Regions from separate parts of the Homo sapiens genome. Here region 2 is linked to region 1. A link is a contact called in ENCODE Hi-C or POLR2A ChIA-PET data. All regions are on one chromosome and are shown on one strand. Each heading gives the region's core, a stretch centred on a gene start or an enhancer-like site at or near the end of the contact. The rest is flanking DNA. Distances are from core to core; before and after follow the strand shown.

What was found. Hi-C counts contacts between places; a loop is a spot of excess contacts on that map. ChIA-PET counts read pairs that join two places held with the same protein, here RNA polymerase II (POLR2A). Pooled maps may share reads with other maps.
Region 2: a pooled map shows a loop between it and region 1 (4-fold over the local background). The contact joins two enhancer-like sites. A Hi-C loop is called at or near these places in 2 of 50 pooled maps. POLR2A ChIA-PET finds 5 or more read pairs at or near these places in 3 of 52 experiments (AG04450, OCI-LY7 and activated naive CD4-positive, alpha-beta T cell).

Annotation. Positions count from the first base shown.
Region 1 is chr17:57,283,722-57,290,504 of GRCh38, reverse strand. All of the region lies in intron 5 of MSI2 (musashi RNA binding protein 2), which reads right to left. Among named protein-coding and RNA genes, the nearest start is that of MSI2, 31 kb to the right of the region's middle. RefSeq lists a silencer at 1,696-1,871 and an enhancer at 5,398-5,667. Within about 2 kb of position 5,089, at least 10 of the 41 ENCODE cell types and tissues checked have a DNase peak (open chromatin) inside an H3K27ac peak, as active enhancers do.
Region 2 is chr17:57,828,851-57,835,638 of GRCh38, reverse strand. MRPS23 (mitochondrial ribosomal protein S23) reads left to right here. Exons shown (of 5, transcript NM_016070.4): 5 at 1-858. Among named protein-coding and RNA genes, the nearest start is that of MRPS23, 18 kb to the left of the region's middle. RefSeq lists enhancers at 1,196-1,696, 1,865-2,375, 2,376-2,887. Within about 2 kb of position 2,143, at least 24 of the 41 ENCODE cell types and tissues checked have a DNase peak (open chromatin) inside an H3K27ac peak, as active enhancers do.

The DNA.
Region 1 (6,783 bases), core at 3,840-6,339:
ACCCCATCTCTACAAAAAATTTTTAAAAATTAAATGGGCATGGTGGCATGTGCCTGTAGTGCCAATACTTGGGAGGCTGAGGTGGGAGGACTGCTTGAGTCCAACAGTTGGAGGGTACAGTGAGTTATGATCACACCACTGCACTCCAGCCTAGGTAACAGAGGGAGACTCTGTCTCTAAAAAGAAAAACTAAAATAAATTAAAAAGAATAGTGTAACCAATGATAATATAATTAAGGATGACTTCCTTACCCCTGGCCAGGCTATAGGCTCAGCCCTTTTCTTGCACAAATTCCTCAAGATGACCCCAGAGTAGGTACTATTACTCTCATCCCCATGTTATAGATGAGAAAACTGAAGCACAGAGAGATTAAATAACTAGCCCACAGTCCCACCTCTATAACTGGCTGGGCAGTCTGGTCCCTGCATCCATGCTGTCAACCATGGGCTATACTGCCTCTCCAAGGCCAGACTCCCCACACCCTCTCCAACTGGACAACCACCTTCTTTGGTTCTAAGCAAAAGAGAGGCAAAAGTCACCAAGACATCATGGGCTCCGCTTCTACTCCATAAAGCCATCTGGTTCTCCTAAGTCCAACATCTAAAACTACTTCATGGCAACTTGCCGGCAACACACAGTTCTGTCTCTGAGCTTCCCACCAACGTGATTCAGCGAGCTTCTCACAAGAGCAGGGTGCACCGGGCTGCCGGGCAGCACTCCTGCAGCAGAGGGAAGCCAAATCACTGGAAGCCGAAGTAGCATCACTGAGTGTTTCACGGCCTCCTCCTTCTCACCAAGGGAGCTGTGATGGATTTTATGGCACACAAGTGACTTTTTTACAAGCACAGCAGCAACCTCCAACTTTCATCTGATAATTTACCTTTAATCAGGGCCTAGAAAAATCCCTGGCCAACCAATCCCACCAGACAGCTCCTTCCAGGCTCGTCTTACAGACGACAGAGAGAAATAAAAGGGAAGAGAGGACGGCAGAGTCCTGGCAAGCAAAACTTTTTTTTTTTAATGAATTCATTTCAAATAAAAATCCATTCAGTGCATGCAGAAAAGCCAGTCCCTCTGAGTGACAAATTTGTGTGTGCCAGGGATGAGAGAGCAAATCAAACTCGTGGAGCTTGCAACCAAACTCCTAGAGGCCCAAACACAGGACTGCCAAGAGCCCAGGAGTGCAGAGTCATTCTGCTAAAAGAAGTTCCCACTCCAAAAAGCTCTATAGAGATGCTGGCCTGGGTGGAAACGTCCCCTCTCCCTGCCCTTTCACTTAACCAAAAGGGAAGACCAGCAGGAGCCGTGGAAATCAAACCCAGGGCATGTGGCTAGCCACCTGCGGGAGGCTGGGGCCTGGACCAGGTGATCTCTCCAGGCACTTTCCTGCTCTTGAATTTCATGAATATTTCATTGTCCAGGTTCCAATCCATGCAGAACAGAACCTCAGAAAACATACAAATATTTCCCCTTCTTATAGAGAAGTGACCTATAGTGCTAGACCAATGACTCTCATCTAAGGGTGACTGTGTCCCCCAGGAGACACGTGGCAATTGCTAGCTGTCACAACCAGGGAGGGATTGCTACTGGCATCTAGTGGGTAGAGGCCGGGGATGCCGCTAAACATCCTACTACAGATACAATGCACTCCAATGCACCCCCACTTCCCCAACCTCCACCCTTGCAACAAAGAATAATCTGGCTCAAAATGTCAACAGTGCCAAAGTTGTGGACCCCTGGCCTAGAGCACAGAAGGTAATCAAACGCTCACACTCCCAGCCTTCCCACAGCCTCCGTTCCCTGTAACACCACTCACTCCCAGCACCTCTCTAAATCAAGCAGGAATTAGAAACCAAACTGCACCATCTATCATCTAGACACTGGGATCCACCCTCAGCTGAGAGCCAAGGGTCTGTGCTGATTACAGCCAACCTCCCTCAGTCTCCGGTGCACGCTGCTCTCAGGCAGAGGCCAGAGAAAAGGATGATGACCCAGGAGAAGCTGGGACTCTGTGAGGCTAACTCTCAGTTTAGCAAACACCAGGAAGGTTAGGGGGAAGATTCTGTAGAGAAAGTCAGAAGGGTACAACTAACCTTTCAGGGCCTGGAAGGCTAAACAGCACACTCGGGCCTCTCGGTCCAAAGCAGTAAAATCAATGGTGTAGGGTTCGGTAACTGCACGACCTCCTCCCTGTCCCAGCGACAACAGCTGGGTCCAGGCTGGCTGCATAATCAACACTGACTAAGCACCTAACAGATGCCAGGAATTGTGCTACGTGCTCTACAGAAAGTTCTGTCTGTTCCCAGAGCTGCCACACAAGTCTTATTATCCCCATTTTACAGATGACACACATCAGGCTCAGAGAGGTTATGTCACTTGGCCAGGTCACATAGCCAGGATTCAATCCCAGAACTGTCTCCAAAGAACAGGCCTATCTACCATACCACATTGCCTCTCTTCTCCCAAACATCCCACCCCAGACAGAGGGATGGAGGAATAAAGGAGGAGGAGGAGGCTCAGAATCCTCCTGGAGCTCCTCCTGCTCCTCCTGGTGCCGCCCTGGCCTGCTCTCCCACACTCCCCACTACTGCTGTCTCCAGGGGCTCATCTGACCACATCTGTTTCGTCTATAGGGTCTCTCTGGGAAGATGGCCCAGTGCATTCCTTGCACTCCTTACGCACAATGGCATTGCCAGCACAGGACTCTGATTTCATTCATAACCGGCCGAAACAGACATCCTGCTCCGCTCTAGGCAGGGGCTGCCATGGAATCCATTTGACTGCCAGGCCGGCCAGGTGTGCAGTTTGCGAAGGTTTCAACCAGGCAGGGAAAGGGCTTTCCAATGCCCCACGTAGGAGCCGAAAGGCAGAGAAGCACCACAGGCCTCTTCCCTGGGCTAAAGTCCCAGTACCCAAAGCAAACCAGAGGACCAAACACCTAACACAAACCAACAACCACAGGAAAGCAGCAGCGGCCAACCAAGCCCAGGAGAGTCAACATGCAAGACTCCGCGACTGAGCAACAAGTTAGGATGGTAAGCCCCGGCAGTCCTCCACCCGCAGACAGCCCCTCACACACACTATTCTGTCCCCCACAGGACCCCTTCCTTGAGGCTGGCCGAGAGGGACCCATGGAAGGGGTGCTAGGCCAGCAAATTATATGGCACCCAAACTCAGGCCCAGCAGGGCTTCCAAGACACACAGGACAGCCTCGCCAGGCTGGGTGTTCACTGAGGGAAGCAGTTTCACACTTCCTTTCCTTGGGCCTGCACTAATTTCCCACACTCACATTGCAAGGAGGCATTCTTGGGCTCACGGGGCCCTCAGAAAGGGTCCTATTATAAAGGTTCAGCAAATTAAAAAAAAAAAAAAACAACTTTTTGAGACCACTTATTTGTAGGGTACTATAGAGATGATAAATATGGAGCAAAAGGGGCTGCTTTTTTTCTTTCTTTTTAAATTTCCAATGAAGAAATGTGGCTTCAAAACTCTCTGCGGCGCGAGCCAGTTGCCTCCAGGCCAGCCTCTCCCTAGGCCTTGCTTTGTTTCTGGGCATCACACTCTGACCTGCAGGACCCGCACTTGGCAATCAGCTTAAACCTACCTCGGCATTTTAATGAGCCAGACTGCCATCTCCTCCCACACTGCCCGCTCTCTCCTGGAAGAACACACCTTTCCTAATTCTGTTTGTTCACCAGAAAAATAAATAAATAATAATAAGCGGGGGAGGGGGTGTGGGTTTACTGGAAGGTCATTTTGCCTTAGGAAAGGAACAAATTAAGTCGAGGCTCACAGTGAGCCGGGAAATACATTCTCCATCAGACAAGCGACCTTGGGGCCTTCGGTTTTAGGCGGGAAAGGTCACTGGTAAGGCAGCCCCTTGTTTATGGAGCCCGGATACCAATGACGTGGTCACCTCCGAGAAGCACAATTACCAACAGGGGCACGCCAAACTCTTTTATTGGTTACCTCTTAAACACTCCAGAAATCTGTCCAAGTCCTTGCAGAATAGCAGAAAACAAAAGTGCTCTCAGCAGGAGGGGGAAGCCAGGACTCGATGATGAGCAATTAGTGAATCAATGACTCTCAGAGACACTGATTTAGACCAGCAGTTCTTATTAGCGACCGTCGAGGAAAATGCAGGGACACACAAAGCTTCCAGGAGAGACTAAAGCTTTAAAAACATTTTTTTAAAAATCACCACAAACTGCCTTCAGAGCTTCCCCCTAAAACACTTAAAATGTGTGCTCAGTCTGAGGAAAAAAAAAAAAAGACTATTTGTTGTTTCCTTAATGTCAAAAAAACAAGTGAAACTACAACCACTAGTTCTGTCGCCCCACATGAAAATTATTCTCTCAAAATCCCAAAAATGAGATAAGGAATTAGGTATTAGACAAAAGAAAGAAAGAAAAAATAAAGAAGAAAGAAGGAAGGGAGGGAAAGACAGAAAGAGGCTGGCTAGCTAATATGAACAGCATGAACTTTTTCTTACCCTCATCAGATTGCAGGAATATAAAACAGATTGGTCTCCACTCCCACTCCATCCATGTTGAATAAAAAGATACTGATTCACGTGATAAGACGTATTCTTTAGTACTTTCTTAATATAACCCCTCATCATCTAAACACCTGTTCGGAAAATCAGAACTACACAACAGAAAGTGAGTGGTAGGAGGCTTGGCTAACTGACGGGCAAGGAGAAAAGAAAACATTTCTAAAAATATAATGATGCTTGCTAAGAAAATAGAGTTCCATGTACACAGAAATTCTCAGGAATACCTACTTGGGGAGACGTTCCTGTAACTGTTTTTAAACATTCAGTTCCATCCCACAGAATTCAAAACACCTACTAAGAACACAGAAGCTTCCCAGGCATGACTGTGGGGGCCGGAACCTTCCACAAACTTTATTTGAAGGCTGCTAATAACATGCAGCTGGGCATACTTTCCCCACACCCCAGCCTCTCCTGAAAAGTGCGCCCTCCCACCACCACCTTCCTTTCTTTCTGATTTTGTGAATACCAGCGAACGCTGAGACAATGCGGTTCACCGTGAAAATGGAAAACCGCAAGTTGGCCTCCTCAGCAGCAGCCAGCCCCCAGCCAAGGGCCCTCTGCAAACTTCCCCTTTATTTGTTCCTTGGTTTGGTTTCTGCTGGGTTGCTAATCTATTTGCTCTAAGCTATTGGAAGAAGTCGGCAAAAGAAAACAAAAAGGCTTTCTTCCTAGCAGGGGAAAAATGGGTAACCTTGAACCCAAAGAACCCTCCCTCCCCTGAAACTCCGGCTACTCTGAAAGTTTGTTGCTATCTAACCTTGAAAACAGTATGTGCCTCAGGGTCCCCTCCGCACTGGGCTCTAACAAGGATGTTGACGGTTCCTTATCTAAGGGGAAGGATGCAAACAATTTTTTTTAAGGTGAAAAGAAGAAACTTCTAAGAAACCGACGCCAATCTATGCACAGAAAAACCTCCCCTATCCTCCTACAAGTCTTCCAGAAAGGGGAGGGGTTGAAGAAAGAGAAAATCCAAAAACTGATCACTGCTAAGCTCCATAGTTTCAATAAATTGTTACCAATGTTGTCTTCGAAGGCAAAAAAAAAAAAAAGGTCATTTTAATTCTGGTTGAGGAGGGCATAGGGTAAACCCCTGGCCAACTTGAGCTTCTCCCATCCCCAGCAGATGAGGCTGAGGTTGATCCAGAGGTGACCTGTGCCAACAAGCCCTCCCCCAATGGGGGCAGATGACGCCATGAAGCCCCATGCTTCTCATCTCCATGGTGACCCCAAAAAACAAAATCAACTCTACACTAGGAGACACAAGAGTCCCATCAACTTAGAAACTTTCTTCTTCTCAGTAATAGTCTCCTACAACATTTTAATGAAATACTTTTTTAAAAATTGGGGTCAGAGTGTTTTACGTGGGATTACAGTCAAACCACATCTTCCCATCTCTTCGTACTTATTCACTTAAAAATATATATATGCTGCAGATTTCAAAGTGGGCTGTGACTGCACAGCTGTAGGGAATGAGCTTGTCAAGAGAAAAAACACACAGGCACACCTCTAAAACACATACATAAAGCACACAGATTTATTTTTTGTTTGGAGTGAGAGACACATCAGTTCGAGTTCTAGGCCAGCAGCTGTACTACAAACGTTTCGGGGTGGCGGGTGCGGGGTGGATGGCAGGGGCAGGGGGAACACAGGAGTGAGCCTCAAGGACAGCTGAAATGAGGGCCACCTTCGAAACCCTGCAGCCAGGCGTCACCAGGACTACCATGACCGGGTGGAGGGCCCAGCACAGCCAATCCAACTCTTTCATTAAAGAAGGGAAAAAATTCAACAGGGATGAAAAGAAACCAATACTTGGGCAATGCTCAACTCAGCGGGCCCCTTTTGAGAATTAAAAAGGAAAATAAATCTGGGGCTGTGTCGATCCAGAAAATCAGAGCAATGGGCTTCCCTGTTGAGAGGAGGCCACTTGATTCGCCTGAAGTTGACTATTTGTGTTGGCACTAGATCCCCTTAAAGATTGTTTACAAATACAGAGCAATCAATATTTCCTAACCCAAGGGTCTCCGGGATAGAAACATGGACCTGCTGGGCACAACGTGAGTGCTTCCCATGCGTCCCCACGCACCTGCCACCCTCTGCTCCAAGCCTGGGACACACATTCCCCTGGACCCGGCAGGCCCCACCTGAACCACGCTTCCGGGAGTGCGCGTGCGCGTGTGGTCTTCTGCCTCCTTTAACCTCCTTCACTGGGCTGTTCATCCCAGACTAAG
Region 2 (6,788 bases), core at 894-3,393, 550 kb before region 1:
TGGCTGGTGGTTTTATTACTATTTTGAGCAGTAGTGGAAAAGCCCATTTGAACTGGTAGGATGAGATAAGATCATGGTGGCCTTGACAACTACATGGAGGAGCCAGTTGGGTATGGGAAAGTTTGAGCAGGGAAAGAAAGAATGTAGTGAAAGCAGTGTCAGGTCAAAGAAAGGTTTGCCTAGGAGTGATGTAAAGAATGGGATGGAGGAGTGGGCAGGGAAGGAGGAAAGAGGAGACATGTCAGAGGGACCAAAAAGGAGGCAGCAAGTCCAAGGTCACAAACCTGAGTGACTAGAAAACTTAGCAGCATCACTAACACCCAGTTGGTGACGTGGAACTGGTGCTCTCCTGGGAGAGAGCTTCAATTCTCAACCTACTAAGTTGAAGGTGATGGTGCTATATCTAAGTGGCAGACAGAGATAAGGGATAGGTGTCTACAGGGGCAAGATTTGGAGCCAGGAGAAGAAATGAGCTCTCCAAGGGTAGTGGGGAGAGATCTGGGATGTTGGGGGCTGGCAGGTAAATGCTTTAAGTGATAGAATAGGAGGAATGAGAAAGCCAGCAAAAGAAATTCACGTCCCATGTCTTCCATCATCTATATGTCTGACTTGTTTAAGTGGTCCTGGATTCACCAAATTTTATAGAGCTCTGCCTCTGCCTTTATTGGGTAGGCCTGATTTTTGATGATGTCCTTAAAAGGCTAGCCTGATTCTTCTTGTAGTTTTGTAGAACACTTTGTATCGAGAGTTCTCTGATAATGAAAGTGGTATTACAGAATAATCTGCCCCCGAAGGACTCCTGATTTTGTTAAAGTGATACCTTTCTCTGTAAATAAATGATGGCGTGCCACTTAAAAACCTTCAGCAGATTTCTTTTTTTAAACAAAGTCACTCAAGTGGGACAGTAAGATTTTCTCTGAGGCTGGCACTGGTGCCTGCCTCTGCTCCGGGGAATCCAGACGTGGCACCCGGAGTTGGGCCTCATCCATCCTCAGCTTTCATTTGTGACCAAGCCTGACTCAGAATGGGCTGGCAGTTTTCCTGAGTACATGGGAGTTAGGGCAGAGAACATGATGTGGTGCTGGTAGTCAACGCAAGCTGGCACGGCCTCAGCCAGAAGACTGGAGCTAGGAGCAAGCAAAGGTGAGTGGAGGAGGGGATGGGGAAGGCTGAGACTTCCTGGTCTCTATGTTCTGAGCTCAATTCTAGAATAGCCAAAAGGTGGGAGCCTGACTCGGGCTAAGTTAGTCATGCGTTCTGAGCCTTTGACCGTGCTGGGTGAGATGAGGGATGGCTGAGCAGGTTCAGTGAGCAACTTGGTCGAGGTCACCTTGGCTGGCAGAGGAAGGGCACCTGCCCTCCTGTGGAAAAGACGGGAAATGGCTTTCCTGTCACTCCTAGGGTAGCGCTCAATGTGGCAGGCGGGTCTCTGATTGGATGAGCCCGGCACTGAAGCAGTTTCTGTGGTGATGCTGAACCAGACAAGTGTTTATTGCTGCAGCACGAAAAAGAAAAGGTTGCTAGGGGAAGGCAGAGAAGGCAGGAAGTTAAGTGTTATGTTCCCTACAAAATGTTGCTACTGCCAGCCACCACCACCACCCTCCATCCATGCAGATTACAGACAGGGTTTTTGGGGAATACTAGCTGACAACGAAAATACATTTCAAGTATCATTTTACCCTCAATGAATGCTTTTCCTGGACTGCAACTGAAATAAATGTCAGTCACCGGACCTTCTAGCTCCTCAGTTCTTTTAATTAAAAGATAGTTCTAAGCAAGATCCAGTAGTGGTCTATTTATTATTTATCAAGCATTTTCCTTCCAGCAGTTAGTGAAAGGTCACTGGCTTCAACTGAGCTTTGTTTTTGGTGAGCAGCTTAGATGAAAAAGATATACAATCAATCTCTCCTGTTTGCTCATGGGCAGGACACTGTTTAATAGTCATTGTGGCATTTAGGATCGCAGGCCTCTGAAACATGCAGAAAAGTGCATGTGCATCCCTTGCTGCTGAACATTTCTCCAAAAGTAAACATCAGGTTGTGATTATGGTTAATAATGAGATATTGATTATTTGAAAATGTCACCGCCAGGGACTTGTCGGTTTCAGCACCACTAGATGGCGCTGGACTCTCATGCTGTTCAACTACAGTCATTTCGTTTCCTTGCCTCGGGGTACCTTGCCTTTCAAGGTTGAAGAGTGTCCTTGTAAAAATAATGTTGTGGCTGAAATTTAGGAAGCTGAGGTCCTGGGGTGCTACTGGGATGGGGTAGAGATGGGAGGGGACAGGCCACGGGACAAATGACAAAGGCCTGCCGGGGAAGCGGCACTGTTTGCACCATAATAGGAGCTGGAGAGGAAGGAGCTTACTGCGCTGAGCCCCTGGAGACTCTGCCCAGAGCAGTGTTTCCTAACCTTCTCCAGTCAATGACACATCTGCGAATTTGCTGTGGAGGACAGCGGGAGAGAGAACAGTGCAGGCAGGGAGGCAGAGCAGCGGAAAAAACCCAGGCCTTGGAGAACAGACCTGGGTTTGAAACCCTGATCTGTTGCTTTGTCTGGTGACATTAGGGGAGTTAGTGAACCGTCTGAACCTCAATTTCCTTATCTGTAAAACAAGGGTAACAACGTCTACCTCACTAAGTTGCTGTGAGGACTGAATGAGAACGTGAACAAAGTTCTTGGCGAGTACTCCGTCTTTGCTGTCAGTGCCTAGAAGGCTTTCAGCCACTGTCGATTCCCACTGGGTGGGGAGGAATTAACATGCGCTAGATTAACATTGAGAAGAAACGGTATTGTGTCCTCTTTCACCAGCCACTCGTCTAAACACAGCTTTCTCTATCCCCCACCCCCAGTAGTTACTCTGTCCTTTATCTCCTTCCAAACTTCTAGCACCAAGTAAATGAATCAAATTAAAAAACAACTACAACAACAACAACAAAGGAGGAAACTAGAGAACATCTTGGGAACTATCCGCTTTTGGAACTTATCCCATGCTGGTAGGTTTCACTGGAAAATGTGCATTTATTTAGTAACTTCTTGGATTGTGTATGCCTGTGGGCAAGCGTGTGTGTAGAAACCAACATTTTAAATGACACTCAATGACACTCATTCTGTTTCTTCTTTCCTGCTTCCTTTTTTTAAAAATAGGGACAAAGTCTCTCTCTGTCACTCAGGCTGGGGTGCAGTGGTGCAATCATAGCTCACTTCAGTCTCAACCTCCTGGGCTCAAGTGGTCCTCCTGCCTCAGCCTCCCAGGTAGCTAGGGCTACAGGTGCATGCCACTATGCCAAGCTAATTTTTTATTTTTAATTTTTTTGTAGAGATAGGGTCTCTATGCTATGTCGCTCAGGCTGGTCTCAAATTCCTGGCCTCAAGCGACTCTCCCGCCTTGGCCTCCCAAAGTGCTGGGATTATAGGCATGAGCCACCATGCCCGGCCCTTTTCTGCCTCCTTGCTGCCCCTCTACACTCCCCCCAACTGCCTTCCTTTCAGCACACTTTTCTGCTTTCTTTCTCCACCCTCTTTGCCCCAGATTATGGAGGAAAGCCAGAGGGTCACTACCTAGAGGCCCGGCCAGGGAAAATAGTTCCAACATCAGAGCCATTGTTTTGGGGACCTGGGGCTAGTCAGCAATTAGGAGTTTCTGAAACTCTTTCTGGAGCTTCTCCCTATGAAGGGCATGGGGAGGCAGTGGGTGCCAGGGCAGAAATGGTGGGCAGGGTGAGGATGAGGCCTAGAGGACCAGAAAGATCTATCCTTGACCTTCCTACCCTCCCACTTTATTTTACCCTGGTGGTCTGCCAGTGTATGGTGGGCCCCTCTGCCTTGAATTACCTGGGATGTGAGGCCAGAGGAGCACAGAGCTAAGGGTGCCACCCAGGTGGGTTACAGGGGAAGGGCTCTGACCTCTTTCCTCTCTAAGTCTCAGTCAAAAGGACTGGATTCAAATCCTGACGCTGGCACTCCTTTGTGGCCATGGCTTTAGAGAAATCACTTGACCATTTTGAGCCACATCCAGCCCCAGGAGAGAATCTGGAACCTAATAGATTTTTGGAAGTATATTTGTCAAGTGAACAAATGAATGATTTCCCTGTTTTTGACACGGGGAAAATAATATTAGCACCAAGTATGTTTTGGGGTGCAAAACCCGAATAAGATGCTGGCTATGCAGAACTTTGTAAACTCTCAAGCCTTCTACTGTTACGCGAAATAAAGATGCAGGAAAGAAGAACATGGCTGTGGGGCTGGTGGTGATGCTACTGGCCTTCAACCTGGAAGCAGTGTAGATTCCAAGACGATGGCCTCCGGAGAGGGAGTGTGGCAGGATGAGGGACAACTAGTGGAAAAGTTCAGCTTTCTAGTCTCTGCCTCCTAGAAAATTCTGCAGGAAATGCAGGATTGTTCTTCAAAGCCTCTCCTTTCCCAGGTGCTCAGTGGAAACCCTAGGCGTGCTCAGGGTTATTTCTGGAATATTCAGTGCATACGAGGAGGTCCTGAGCTTTATCATCAGCTCCTGCTGGCTCCCGCCCAGTGGGGCGAAATGGCCCTGCCCCTTCTCTGCAGCTCAGGTGACCTCCTCTGCCCTCCCGGAGCCCATTGCCTTCTCGGATCTGGCTTCCCGCTGAGAACCAGGCTGGTATAGATGTCACTTGGCTGGCTCCTCAAGGCTTCCAGCCCCCTTGAGTGTGACATCAGGGACAAGGGGGTGGCTTTGCCACTACTGCCAGCAGCCACAGGCTGACTCCCATAGCATGGGCAGGGGCTCCATTTTCAGATGGGAAAAGGGAAGGCTCAGTGCCCGGGATCCAGGTCACCTCAGTGAGTGTGCCTGAGCCACATCTGGTTTCTCTGCCTACCCACCCTCCAAGGGCCCCCAAGGTTAGAACAAGAGGTAGTGGGCTTAATCCCAGAAAAATTCCAATTTAAATATGAGAAGGTAAAGCTTGTCTTTGGTAGCTTTGCCCCATCCCCAACTTTCCTATGTGAGAGAAGAGAAAAGGGCTGTGGGAGATGGGCCAGCTAAGGAGGAGGATCTGGCAACCCAAGCTCCAGGCAGACAGAAGGCACCAGAATGTCCCACAGTCCTGTAGCATTCTGGCCAGGCCCCTCCTGGCTTATTGGGCAACCTAACCTCTGATACTTGGGAGTGTTTATTTCTTCCCTTTTGATTGTTGAAATGGGCCTAGACTGGCTTTTTTTTTTTATTTAAATTTTTATTTATTTATTTTTGAGACGGAGTTTCGATCTTGTCACCCAGCCTGGAGTATACTGGCACGATCTCCAGTCACTGCAAACTCCGCCTCCTGGGTTCAAGTGATTCTCTAGTCTCAGCCTCCCCAGTAGTTGGGATTACAGGTGCCTGCCACCACGCCTGGCTAATTTTTGTATTTTTAGTAGAGATGGGGTTTCACCATGTTGGTCAGGCTGGTCTTGAACTCCAGACCTCAGGTGATCCGCCAGCCTCGGTCTCCCAAAGTGCTGGGATTACAGGCATGAGCCACTGCCCTCGGCCTTTTTTTTTTTTTTTTGAGATGGAGTCTTGCTCTGTAGCCCAGGCTGGAGTGCAGTGGCGTGATTTTGGCTCACTGCAACCTCCGCCTCCTGGGTTCAAGTGATTCTCCTGCCTCAGCCTCCTGAGTAGCTGGGACTACAGGCATGTGCCACCACACCCAGATAATTTTTGTATTTTTAGTAGAGACGGGGTTTCACCATGTTGGCCAGGCTGGTCTCGAACTCCTGACCTCAAGTGATCCACCGTCCTCGGCCTCCAAAAGTGCTGGGATTACAGGCATAAGCCACTGCGCCTGGCCATAGACTGGCTTCTTAAAAGAACCAGTTTAAACACCTGTAAGTCTAAGAAGGTCAAATTTAGGAAAATCTCATCTGCAGGACTGAGGTCCCCTGAGCCACTGGCCACTTGTAATTAATATTAATGAGCTCTAGATGACAGATGTTTATTGCTCGACTGACACATGCTTTGCCAACCCCCAAAGGAGTGGCTGTAAGATCTAAAGGACTTGAATATACTTTAATTTTATGTTGAAGAGAATAAAACTTTCCGGGTATAGTCAGGGGTTTTTTACGATGAGAACCCATCGACCCATAGGCAATGTCTGCCTTAAGAAAAAAAGAACTGAGTGTACCCCGGTTCTTTATTGACATTTAAAAATAGCTCCTTTTGTCCAAAAATGAGGCAGACATGAGACAGTAGATAGGACACTGGGTAAGGCTCCTGGAGACCCCAGCCTGGCCCCAGCTCATCCATTTGTTGGCTGTATGACTTTGGTAAGTCTTCAAACCTTTTTAGCCATTTGTAAGATGAGGGGGTTGAGCTACAAGATCCCTGAAGTCCTGTTCTTTGGGTCCATGGGTCCAAGCGGAGCTCCAAGAAGAGCAGAATCAGCATCTTCCAAGATTTATTAAATACTTCTTTAAAATCTTTTCAGGCTGGGCACAGTGGCTCATGCCTGTAATCCCAACACTTAGGGATACCAAGGTAGGCAGATCACTTGAGGCCAGGTGTTCGGAACTAGCCTGGGCATTATAGTGAGACCCCCATCTCTACAAAAAATTTTTTAAAAATTAGCCAGGTATGCGTGGTAGTGTGTGCCTGTAGTCCCAGCTACTCCAGAGGCTGAAGTGGGAGGATCCCCTGAGCCCAGGAGTTCGAGGTTTCACTGAAACCTCGATTTATGATCATGCCACCGCACCCCAGGCTGACTGACAGAGCGAGACCCTGTCTCAAACACAACAAAACAAAACAAAACAAACCCACATTTTAAATTTG